Regions from separate parts of the Homo sapiens genome. Here regions 1 and 3 are each linked to region 2. A link is a contact called in ENCODE Hi-C or POLR2A ChIA-PET data. All regions are on one chromosome and are shown on one strand. Each heading gives the region's core, a stretch centred on a gene start or an enhancer-like site at or near the end of the contact. The rest is flanking DNA. Distances are from core to core; before and after follow the strand shown.

The links. A loop is a pair of places that touch in the nucleus more often than their neighbours do. ChIA-PET counts read pairs that join two places held with the same protein, here RNA polymerase II (POLR2A). Pooled maps may share reads with other maps.
Region 1: a map of endothelial cell of hepatic sinusoid shows a loop between it and region 2 (5-fold over the local background). The contact joins the enhancer-like site here to the promoter of COMP in region 2. A Hi-C loop is called at or near these places in 2 of 168 maps with a recorded cell type or tissue (endothelial cell of hepatic sinusoid and posterior vena cava), 1 of 37 single-sample maps with no recorded cell type and 5 of 50 pooled maps. POLR2A ChIA-PET finds 5 or more read pairs at or near these places in 3 of 52 experiments (H1, K562 and activated CD8-positive, alpha-beta memory T cell).
Region 3: a pooled map shows a loop between it and region 2 (1.9-fold over the local background). The contact joins the enhancer-like site here to the promoter of COMP in region 2. A Hi-C loop is called at or near these places in 8 of 50 pooled maps. POLR2A ChIA-PET finds 5 or more read pairs at or near these places in 6 of 52 experiments (GM10248, H1, HEK293 and 3 more).

Annotation. Positions count from the first base shown.
Region 1 is chr19:18,858,747-18,862,512 of GRCh38, forward strand. UPF1 (UPF1 RNA helicase and ATPase) reads left to right here. Exons shown (of 24, transcript NM_002911.4): 16 at 1,575-1,692; 17 at 2,080-2,236; 18 at 3,264-3,406. Among named protein-coding and RNA genes, the nearest start is that of UPF1, 29 kb to the left of the region's middle. Within about 2 kb of position 1,610, at least 5 of the 41 ENCODE cell types and tissues checked have a DNase peak (open chromatin) inside an H3K27ac peak, as active enhancers do.
Region 2 is chr19:18,790,055-18,793,827 of GRCh38, forward strand. It overlaps COMP (cartilage oligomeric matrix protein), which reads right to left and starts at 1,251. Exons shown (of 19, transcript NM_000095.3): 1 at 1,137-1,251; 2 at 796-881; 3 at 508-559; 4 at 1-60. The coding sequence starts at 1,215. RefSeq lists enhancers at 1-410, 411-991, 992-1,570.
Region 3 is chr19:18,699,876-18,703,829 of GRCh38, forward strand. The region is part of intron 1 of CRTC1 (CREB regulated transcription coactivator 1); the gene reads left to right. Among named protein-coding and RNA genes, the nearest start is that of CRTC1, 18 kb to the left of the region's middle. RefSeq lists enhancers at 192-1,038, 1,382-1,431. Within about 2 kb of position 1,281, at least 31 of the 41 ENCODE cell types and tissues checked have a DNase peak (open chromatin) inside an H3K27ac peak, as active enhancers do.

The sequences.
Region 1 (3,766 bases), core at 360-2,859, 69 kb after region 2:
GAAATGGGAGACAGGACCACTCTTCTTACTTAGCTTATTTTTGGAGAAATAACTAACACGTAATGGGTTATTTTTAAATGAATTAATATATTTTTTAAATTTCCAAGTTTAGAGAATACAGTTATCCAATAAACAAAAGCTGTTTGGACTCCCTAACTTTTGAGAGTGTAAAGGGTCCTGAAAGCTGCCGACACAGCGCCTCATGAACTCCAAACCTGTGAGGTTGGTATTGTCAGGCCTAGTTACAGGAGAAAGTGAGGCTCAGAGCCCACCCCCCGGGTTGGGCCACACCACTCTTTGCCTAGCGGTAGGTCTTGGGAGTTGATGCCACTATTGACATCGCAGGGACACCGCTGTTCCCAGCGCATGGCAAGGCTGAAAACACAAGGCCACAGAGACCTAGCTTGTGCTCTGGGGTGTCTGAGCACTGGCTGGGAAAGGCGTGGCTCGGCGCAGGCTCAGACCCCTCATGGTCCCCAGGGCATCGGCCCAGAGGGCAGACGCTGGTGCACACTGCTCTCTAATTGATGCACAGCACGTAGTTCACACCCAGGAAGTACATTTTAGGAAATTCTCTATTGAAGTGTAAACATGTGGCCACATTACAAGTGTCTGGCTCAATGAGTGGTTACTAAGTGAGCATATTTGGATAGCCAGCACCTGAACCCAGAACCACCTGACCAGCTGTGAGAAGCCGCCTCATCCCTGCAGGTGGCCACTGTCCAGGGGTGCGCATCCACAGCAGCCCCTGGGCTGAGGGACTTCTGAGCTCATCCGGCGGCCCCTGTGCTCGCTGTAACAGCAGTGATCCACTTGGCCTCATTTTCAGCTCGACGTGGGATCATATGATGTGTCCTGGCGTGTCTGGCTTCCTCTGTCCATGTCAGGCTGGTGCTGTGCAAAAACACCGGTTTTCTCCACTGATGGAAGCTCCCAGTAGAGTGAGGAGGGCACCTGTGAATTGAGAAACTGGTTTTACAGTTTTAAGGAAACGCAACAGGGCCCAGAAAAGCCAAGATGAGCATGAAGAGCCCGAAGAAAGTGGCTGCTCACATGGCAGGACGCCCCGGCCCCCAAGCTGCAGTGTTGGGCCCCGGCCCAGGAGGGAGCCCAGAGGCAGAGCCACCGGTCAACAGGCCCTCAGCAGGAATGGACAAGGCTGCAGGGCAGGGGGACACTGTTGGCTCAACAGTGTCACACACAAGTCAGTTGTAGGGGCTGTGGCGCCTTTAAGGCAAGCTTCTGGAAGGAAGCAGGAGAATATCCTGTATCCTGGGGTTGGCAGAGATCCAGGCTGCAAGAAAGCCCTGGCTGAGACCCTGTTCCCTGTTCAGGGGCTGAGCCAGCTCTGTGCTGGCCATGGTGCTCTCGGTGGCCTCTCCTCAGCCTTGCCCAATCCTGGGCATCTCTGGCCAGGGGACCGGCTCAGGTGACCTCACCAGGGCCTCACAGATCGAAGTCTCCTGCCCCAGGACCTGCAGCACTGTAGCGTAGCAACTACATTGCCCTGTGTCTGAACTCATTTGAGGCGGGCTAGGGCTTTTGAAGTGTTACTTCTTTCCCTCCCCTCACAGCGGATCGTGTGAAGAAGGGATTTGACTTCCAGTGGCCCCAACCCGATAAACCGATGTTCTTCTACGTGACCCAGGGCCAAGAGGAGATTGCCAGCTCGGGCACCTCCTACCTGAACAGGTGAGCAGGGACAGGCCCACCGGCGTCTGCAGGTCTTGGGGACAGCTTGAGAGGTTGTTGACCCATTCTACTTATTTTTAACATGGGACTGAAACTTTTTTTGCCTTCATTTCCTGTTTAGCCTGTTTAGACTCTAAACCGTGTTGTTTCTGCCTCCTTTTCCATTGTACTTGTTTTTTATTGGGCAGATACTTGCTAATCCCACATGGCAGCCGTTTCTGCCCCTCGAGACTCCCCTGGTGAAGGCTGGGGAAGCTCAGCTGTGCAAACGCCAGTGATGGCAGCTGCCTTCCCGCAGGGTGTTGTGTCTGCACCCCTCACGGCCTCCAGCCTCAGGGCTCGGGATCCCACAGGTGGAGCCCAGCACTGACAGCCTGGGTTTCTTAGGACCGAGGCTGCGAACGTGGAGAAGATCACCACGAAGTTGCTGAAGGCAGGCGCCAAGCCGGACCAGATTGGCATCATCACGCCCTACGAGGGCCAGCGCTCCTACCTGGTGCAGTACATGCAGTTCAGCGGCTCCCTGCACACCAAGCTCTACCAGGTGCGCTGCGCCCTCGGGCACACTTGGTCTCCTGGGCCATGCAAGGGTATTGACCCTTGACCTTTAAGTTACCCCCCAAGAGGGGCCCGTCCTGGCTGGAGCTCAGAATGGCCCAGGAAGCACCAGCTGGCCCACCCTCTGGGGAGGGCACAGACAGCACATCCCCACAGACCCTGCGAAATTCCACATGATCAGGACAGAGACTTTGAGAAATACATCACAGGGATCAGAAACATGGGCTGAGATTGGCACATCAAGGTGTTTTCTCGGGATGGTTGAAACAAGTCCAAGGTGGAACGGCAGTGGTCTGTGCCTGCCACACACTGGATGTTGTGCTGTGGAGACCGTGGTGTTCACACCTTTATTGACACCCGGATGAAACACCCACTGCGGGTGTGTGGGGAGGAGGCACAGCTCTGCCTCCATGAGGAAATGAGCCCAAGTGCTGAGTCTGAGTGGCCACATGGCAGTGGTTTCTGTTCTGTTTTTGAGCACGGCTCAGGTTCTCTGGGATGAGCACGTGTGCTCTTAGTGCTGAGAAACAAATCTCCGTGGCTAAAAGAGAACAGGCTAGGTGTCATGGCCCACACCTGGAGTCCCAGCACTTTGGGAGGCTGAGGCAGGGAAGTCGCTTGAGGCTAGGAGTTCCAGACCAACCTGGGCAACGTAGGGAGACCCTGCCTCCACCAAAAAAAAATAATAACTGGGTATGGTGGCATGTGTCTATGGTCCCAGCTACTCAGGAGACTGAGGTGGGATCAGCTGAGCCTGGGAGGTCAAGGCTGCAGCGAGCTGAGATTGTACCACTGTACTCTAGCCTGGGTGACAGAGCAAGATCCTGTCTCTAAAAAAAGAAAACAAAACGAAATGGCAGCAGAGCCAGGACAGCCCCTAGGTGCGGTGAGCAGGCGCCAGGCCCCAAGCTCCCGGGTGGGATTTGAGGGTGGGTCTTGGTGTGTTTCCTGCATTTTGGGGGGACTGGGAAGGCAGCCTGCTGGCTGATAGTGACCACAAAGCTCCCTTCCAGGAGGTGGAGATCGCCAGTGTGGACGCCTTTCAGGGACGCGAGAAGGACTTCATCATCCTGTCCTGTGTGCGGGCCAACGAGCACCAAGGCATTGGCTTTTTAAATGACCCCAGGCGTCTGAACGTGGCCCTGACCAGAGCAAGGTAGGGAGGCTGCCTGCTGCATGCTGCCCAGCCGCTCATCGGTCCTCACTTCCCAGGGAATTTGGGGCTAGGGTTGGGGGTTGCCAGGGCCAGAGGTCAGAGGACTCTGAGCAGCAGTTGAGAAACGATGTCTCACTGGAGAGATCTTTGTTTCCGTGTCCTGGGGGTTTGCTGTGGCCCCTGTGCCTCAGCCCAGCAGGACGTATTTTTCCAGGCCCTTCTGGTCTGATTCAAAATAAATCTTGTGTGTGTCTGTCAAGTTGTTTAATCTGAGAGGCTGTAAGTTTTGGTCCTGTCCACTATTTTTGGTTCTAAAATACAACTTTTGTGAACTGATGATAGCAGAAGGGACCCCGAGAA
Region 2 (3,773 bases), core at 1-2,500:
GCGCGCAGTGGAGCAGGGGCCGCACGCTGGGTAGGCCGGTGCGTACTGACTGCTGCATCCCTGCGGGGGGGAGGGGGGAGAAGCGGCGGGGCTGATCGGTGGCTCGCCCGGGGGCAGAGCCTATCATGGCCACGCCCCGGGGCTGGAGGCTTCCCCTTCCCCCCCACCCCCCGCCCCGGGGCGGCCCGAAATCCTGCGCTGTCCGCGATCCCGCCCCAGAGGCTGCGCGCTCTGACCGCGGGGTCTCCCCGGTCTCTTCTCTGAGTCTCTGTCCCGCTTTTCTGCCCCGTGGCGTCTCTCACTTCCCCAAAACTCTCTCACCGCTTCTGTCTCTTTTTGTCTCTGTTTCTACACACCCCATCCCATTCCCGTTCGTCCGTCCACCTCTCCGTCAGCCTCCATCTCCTTCCGTCTCTTTTCCTCCCCAGCTTTCCCTGGCTCTCTGTCTCTGTCTCTGTGTCTCTGTCTCCCGTCTCTTCTCTCTCCCGACCGCCCCGCCGCGCTCACCGCACGCGTCACACTCCATCACCGTGTTTTTCAGGAACGTGATCTCCCTGACCTGCAGGGGTGGGATGGAATCAGCGGGGTCCCAACCTCTCCTCATCCCTCGGGTCTCCCCTCTCTCTACCCCGGGGTCCCTTTCTACAGCCTCTTTTCGCCAAGGACTCCCTACCCGCCGACCCCCTTCCCTCCCCATCTCCTCTCCACCTTCTCGGGTACTTCCTCTCTCCTCGCTGGGAACTGAGACCCCCTTCCGTTCCCTGGCACTCCCTGCCCCGCACCCGGGCCCCGCACCTGCTGCCGCAGCAGCTCCCGCACGTCCTGCAGCGCCGCGTTGGTTTCCTGCAGTTCCCGAAGCATCTGCGGGCCCAGGTCTGAGCCTGCGGCGGCAGGGGACCTGGTGAGGCGTCATGGGGCCGGGGAATCCCACCACCAACTCCCACCGTTGCAGCGAACCCGGACCTCCGAGGCCCCACTGCGCTCCTCTAGTCTCGGTCCCGCCACCTGCTTTCTGCGCCCGGCACGTCCCCTACGAACAGTCCGTGAGCCCCAAACAGCCTGGATCCCGGGCCTCTCACGGGTCCTACAGTCCGTTGTGGGGCCGTGGGCACGGCGCGGGTGCTAACGCGGCTTACCCAACGGGCTCTGGCCCTGTCCGGACGCGCCGAGGGCAGCCAGGGTGAGCAGAAGAACGCAGGCGGTGTCGGGGACCATGGCGGTGGCGGGGAGCTGGGTGGCTGCTCGCTTTCTACCGCCCACGAGGCCCGCGGGGCCTATTTATCCCCAAGGCACGGCCGGCCCCAGGGACGGCCCACCACAGCCCTGCCCAACGTCCAGCCTCAAGGTAAACAGATGGCGCTGGCCCCTGCGTTCAAGTCCCCGCCCGGAATGCCCCGCGAAGTCGCCCGCGGCTGAATCCGACATGGTGGGGAAACTGAGTCCCGGGGTCTGTGGAGAGAGCTGGTGGGGCAGGGAGTCAGGGGGTACTGCCCCCACTTTCATTCACTGTGTGTGTGCGTCTGTGTGTGTGTGTGTGTGTGTGTGTGACGGGGTGTGGCTGTATCGCATCCTCTTGCTTCAGTCTCCCATGTAGCTGGGACTACAAGCCCGCACCACCAAGTCCAGCTAATTTATTTTTATTTTTATTTTTATTTTTAGAGACCGGGTCTGGCTATGTCCTGCAGGCTAGTAGTCTCAAACTCCCGGCCTCAAGCGATACTCCCCACATAACTGGGATTACAGGATCCAGCCATAGCATTCAGCTCATTGATTGATTGATTGATTGAGTGCTTGCTGTATGCCAAACCTGAGTTCCAGTTCCAAACAAGGCAGGCTCCATGGCCACGCTCTCAGCTCACACTTCGGGAAACAGAGTCACCAGCGTCTGAAAAAATAGGTCCACCCACTATGGATCAGACTGACTGGCCCTCCACTCCTCCTGAAGTGCTTCAAAACTGGGTAAGTTGCTGGGTGCGGTGGCTCACACCTGTAATCCCAGCACTTTGGGAAGCCAAGGCGGGCAGATCACCTGAGGTCAGGAGTTTGAGACCAGCCTGGCTAACATGGTGAAACCCCATCTCTACTAAAAGTACAAAAATTACCCAGGCGTAATTCCTCCCTTGCACAATGGAGGTAATAAGTTAATAATTATTAATTAATGATTAATAGTAATGATGATTATGATGATGAATGGAAAATAGGGGAGGGGCAGTTGAGACCTGGGACTCTCAATTTTCCTGCCTCTGTCCAAGGAGGCCGCTTCTGGCCCCAACGCTGGAGGGCTGCAAATGACTCCCCCCAACCCAACTCATTGCTGGTGTTCCCTCCCCTCCCCATGGTCCCTCGGCTGGTGGAGGAGGGGACAGCGTTCAGGATCTTGCCCCAACCCCTGTCCAAGGGGACAGGCCCACTTGGTTTTCCAATCTGCGCAATGGGGTGTGAGGCCCCCATCTGGAGGGGAGCAAGTTAAAGGGCTCTAGCAAGGGGAGGTCCGGGGCTTCTGTTTGTCCAGGCTGTGCCATACCTTCCAAACTGTGCTCCAGCTGCTGTGGGAACAGCCTGTAATAAAAATAAAAGTTACCGCTAACTGGCCAGCCACACTCTGGAGTTACAAAACCCCTTAACCTCCTGCAATCAGTTAACACTCTCCACTCCCACCTTCCAGTACTCACAGCGTCTATTCTATAGACAGAGAAACTGAGGCCCAGAGAGAAAAAGTGACTGGCCTAAGGCCACTGCCCGAGGGCAGGGGTGAATCTAGACTCAGAGCCAGATATGTTTTCTGGGGAGCCTACAGAGAAGTCACCGAGGGCTTCCTGGAGGAGGTAGCAAGGAGACAGACATAAAAGAAAAGGAGGACTTGGATCAGCAGAGGGAAAAGGTGAGGGCAGTTTTGGTGGAGGGAAGCATGTGAAGCTTGGAGGTGGGGACATTTCTAGACACAATAATTATTTCACAAACATCAAGGACTGTTGTGTGTCATGTCTCCTGTGCTGGGTGATGGGCACACAGGGTGAAGAAGCCAGACCCAGTCTCTCCTTCAAATGGGGAGCCCAGTGGGCTCATGGCTGTGACGGGACACACAGACAATGGTAGGAGTCCCCAGGAAATTGATCTGTTTGAAAGGGGATGGGTCAGGGCGGGCTTCTGGAGGAGGAGGGACCACCAAGCTGAGGACCGGATGATGAGGAGGACACAGCCAGGCAGAGGTAGCAGAAAGTCATTCCAGGTAGAGGAAACAGCATAGGCAAAGGCCCTGAGGCAGGAACCAACCTGGCCCGTTGGATGGACTGACCTCAAGGTGACAAGCTCTTGGGGCTCAGTGAGAAGCAGGAGATGAGGCTGTGTGTGAAAGGGCAGTGCTGGTGGTGTGGGGCTCCAGTGGTCTCCCGAGGGTAATGGGGAGCCACAGAGAGTGCGTGAAGAGAGACAGGCCTATAAGTGGAGTGTTGGTGGAAGCAGCTGGTCCCAGCCAGAGCATTTCCAATGAAGCCTGTCCTCAATAGTGCCTGCCCTGCCTGCTGCCTACATTGGGGCCATGAGCTCACCTCCTGTTTTCCTTGGCCTTCAGCACACCTGGGGGCCGCTCCTGGCAGCACTGGAATTCTCGGGAAAACCACAGCTCCAGTGGGGCCTGGGGGCTGGCATATGCTGCACACAGCTAGGACAGGAGCACATGGAAGCCAGGCCCCTGCCACAGGCTGGTCACAGTGCTGGGGCTTGGACACACGTGGCCTTATCCATGGCTGGGCCACGGGGAGTTGCAGGGAAGG
Region 3 (3,954 bases), core at 31-2,530, 90 kb before region 2:
GAGCAGCAGGAGGCCTAGGAGGGGCCAGGGCAGGTGTCCCCCGGAGATAGTGGGTGCTGGGGCTCTGTGATGACCTGGGGCTTGGCAAAGGCGGGCTTGTGACAGACTGAGCCTCATCTCGGCAGCTCTCACACCCATGGATCCTGAGCCTGATTCCCCAGGAGGGTTGGCGACGGGAGGGTTATGTTAAGTGGCTGCGTCTTCCATCTCAGGGAGCCCCACACTGGGGAACGTCACCACTATAGCGGCTGAGAGGCTTTGGGTCCTCATTTACTACATAAAATTCCCCCTTCTCTGTACTTGGGTCCTGACGCCTCCGCTGGTCCCAGGAGTTTCACTCCGTGGGGTGGGGTTGAAGGGTGCGGTGAGGCCCAGAGGGGCTGAGTCTGCTTGGAAGGGTGGGCCTTCTCCCACTGCGGGTGCTAATACCCTGTGCCCATATCCTAGCCACCCTGTCCCTTATCCACATACCCCACTCTGGTATTTCAACAGCCCAGAGACCACCACGGTGCTTGGGGGCTCTCGGCAAGGGGGCGAAGCCTCCCTGAGAACTTCTGCAGGCCGCCCTTCTCTTCCCTTTCCTGCCGGGGCTCTTGCTGCAGAGAAGCTCTCTGCCACACTTTTTTTTTTTTAAATAAAAAAAATGAAAATAAAGAAATCATTTATGTTTCAAAACTTTGATTAAAATTGAAAACAGAAACACCACAGCACTTCCCGTTTCCTCTGCATCTGGCACCACTCACCTGGGTGCAGAGGGTGGGTGGGTGCATGCCAGCTGGTCATTCGCCCGGAAATCTCTGGGAGGAAGTATCAGCACAGCCTAGCAGGGCGCCTGGGACTGGCTCTGTGGGCTGGCCGTCCCTCTGGCTGGGGACACGGGGAGGCCGAGCGTGTCCGCAAAGACACGCGAGCTGTCCACCTTTCTGGGCTGCAGGGGTCTGCAGAACCTCGGAACCTCGGAGGGGCTCTCTGTCTGCTTCAGCGTCTCTTTCTCAAGTGACTGAAAGCAGAGGCTCCCTGCTGCGTTACACCATTGAGTCCTTTCGCATCTGTGCGCATCCCGCTTCCATCGCTGCGGGGATCCCTTCGGTCCTCCCAGGCAGGCGAGATTGGTGGCTGTAATTAGGACAGGAGTGGCTCATTATATCATCACAGAATAAATGCACAGACCCTGGGGATGATTTATGGTCCCAACAGCCTATCTTTGCGCCCAGGCGGCCTCGGCCTCTGTTCGGCAAGGAGCCCGCTAATCCCTTCACTGCCGGCTCAGCCGGGGCAGAAGGAGGAGCCTGAAGGTCCACCATGGGGTGGAGGCTGCCTGCTCGCGGGCCCGCCCCCAGAGCCCGGGGCTCATCACGCTGCTCTATGCGCCTCTGTTGGCTCCTGCCAAACAGTCCCTCCCTTCTGTGCCTCAGTTTCCTGGCTGTAAAAAGGGGGTGCTCACAGAGCCCCCTTGAGGAGTCGTCACATGGATTAGATGATGCATCCACGCAAAGTGTCTGGCCCCGTGCCCGGCCCGTGGTGGGTGCACACCTTGAAAGATGCCTGCTTGGCCGAGGCCAGCTGTTGAGCTGCTACTTGGGGCAACAGTGAGAGCAGGATCGCACCTTGTTCACCTCTGTGCCTTGGCCCAGAATATGACAGCTGCCACTGTGTGGCTTATGGGTCATCTGTTTAGTTTCACCTGAGGGAGTATTCATTGCTGTTAACTGTTTCTTATGAGATAGGATTTTTGTTTTTTGTTTTTTGAGACAGAATCTCACTCTGTCACCCAGGCTGGAGTGCAATGGCGCCATCTCAGCTCACTGCAACGTCCACCTCCTGGGTTCAAGCGATTCTCCTACCTCAGCCTCCTGAGTAGCTGGGATTACAGGCGTGTGTCACCAGGCCCAGCTAATGTTTTTTATTTTTTTTGTATTTTTAGTAGAGACGGGGTTTCACCATGTTGGTCGGGCAGGTCTCCAACTCCTGATCTCAAATGATCCGCCCACCTTGGCCTCCCAAAGTGCTGGGATTATAGGCATGAGCCACCGCGCCCACCGTTTTGTTTTTTTTTTTTTTTTTTGAGACGGAGTTTCACTCTTGTTGCCCAGGCTGGAATACAGTGGTGCAATCTCGGCTCACCGCAACCTCCTCCTCCCGGGTTCAAGCAATTCTCCTGTCTCAGCCTCCCGAGTAGCTGGGATTATAGGCGTGTACCACCACACCCGGCTAATTTTGTATTGTTAATAGAGATGGGGTTTCTCCATGTTGGTCAGGCTGGTCTTGAACTCCCGACCTCAGGTGATTTGCCCGCCTCAGCCTCCCAAAGTGCTGGCATTACAGGCGTGAGCCACTGTGCCCAGCATTTTTTTTTTTTTTTGAGACAAGGTCTGGCTCTGTTGCCCAGGCTGGACTGCAGTGGTGTGATCTTGGCTCACTGTAGCCTCAATTTCCTGGGCTCAGGCAGTCCTCCTGCCTCAGCCGCCTGAGTAGCTGAGACCATAGGTGTGTACCACCACAGCTGGCTAATTTTTAGTATATATTTTTTGTAGAGACAGGAGTCTCCCTGTGTTGCCTACGCTGGTCTCAAACTCCTGGGCTCAAGTGATCCTCCTCCTGCCTGGGCCTCCCAAAGTGCTGGCTTGAGCCCCATACCTGGCTTCTTAGGGGATAGTCTTTTTTTTTTTTTTTTTGAGATGGATTTTCGCTCTTGTTGCTCAGGCTGGAGTGCAATGGCACAATCTTGCCTCACCGCAACCTCCACCTCCCGGGTTCAAGCGATTCTCCTGCCCTCAGCCTCCCGAGTAGCTGGGATTTCAGGTATGCGCCACCACACCCGGCTAATTTTGTATTTTTAGTAGAGGCAGGGTTTCTCCATGTTGGTCAGGCTGGTCTCGAATTCCCAACCTCAGGTGATCCACCTGCCTCGGCCCCCCAAAGTGCTGGGATTACACAGGAGATAGTCTCTTAGACTTTGTGAAAAGTTTTGGAGATAGTGCAGGGAATACCCATAACCCCCCACCTGTTTCCCACATTGTGAACATCACACGTGACCTGGTTGCGACGGCCGGGCTGGGACCTCCAGTTGTCACAGTTCTTTTTTTTTTGAGATGGAGTCTCGCTCTCGCTCTGTTGCCTCAATTTCCTGGGCTCAGGCAGTCCTCCTGCCTCAGCCTCCTGAATAGCTGAGACTCGGCTCACTGTAAGCTCCACCTCCTGGGTTCACGCCATTCTCCTGCCTCAGCCTCCCGAGTAGCTGGGACTACAGGCGCCTGCCACCACGCCCGGCTAATTTTTTTGTGTGTATTTTTAGTAGAGATGGGGTTTCACCTTGTTAGCCAGGACGGTCTCGGTCAGGATAGAGACGGGGTTTCACTGTGTTAGCCAGGATGGTCTCAATCTCCTGACCTCGTGATCTGCCCACCTTGGCCTCCCAAAGTGCTGGGATTACAGGCGTGAGCCACCGCTCCTGGCCCAGTTGTCACAATTCTATTAACTAGACTCCAGACTGTGTTTGGATTTCCCCGGATTGCTCCTTTAAGCACCTTCTCTGGACAGGGTTGTGTGTTGCATTTATTTACTTACGTATTTATTTATGCATTTATTTATTTATTTATTTATGATAGAGTCTTGTTCTGTCGCCTAGGCTGGAGTGCAGTGGCACGATCTCAGCTCACTGCAAGCAACCTCCACCTCCCAGGTTCAAGCGATTCTGGTGTCTTAGCCTCCCAAGTAGCTGAGATTATAGGCATGCACCACCATGCCCGGCTAATTTTTGCGTTTTTAGTAGAGATGGTGTTTCGCTGTGTTGACCAGGCTGGTCTTGAACTGCTGACCTCAGATGATTCGCTTGCCTTGGCCTCCCAAAGTGCTAGGATTATAGGTTTGAGCCACCGTGCCTGGCTAATTTTTGCATTTTTAGTAGAGATGGGGTTTCACTATGTTGGCCAGGCTGGTCTCGAACTCCTGACC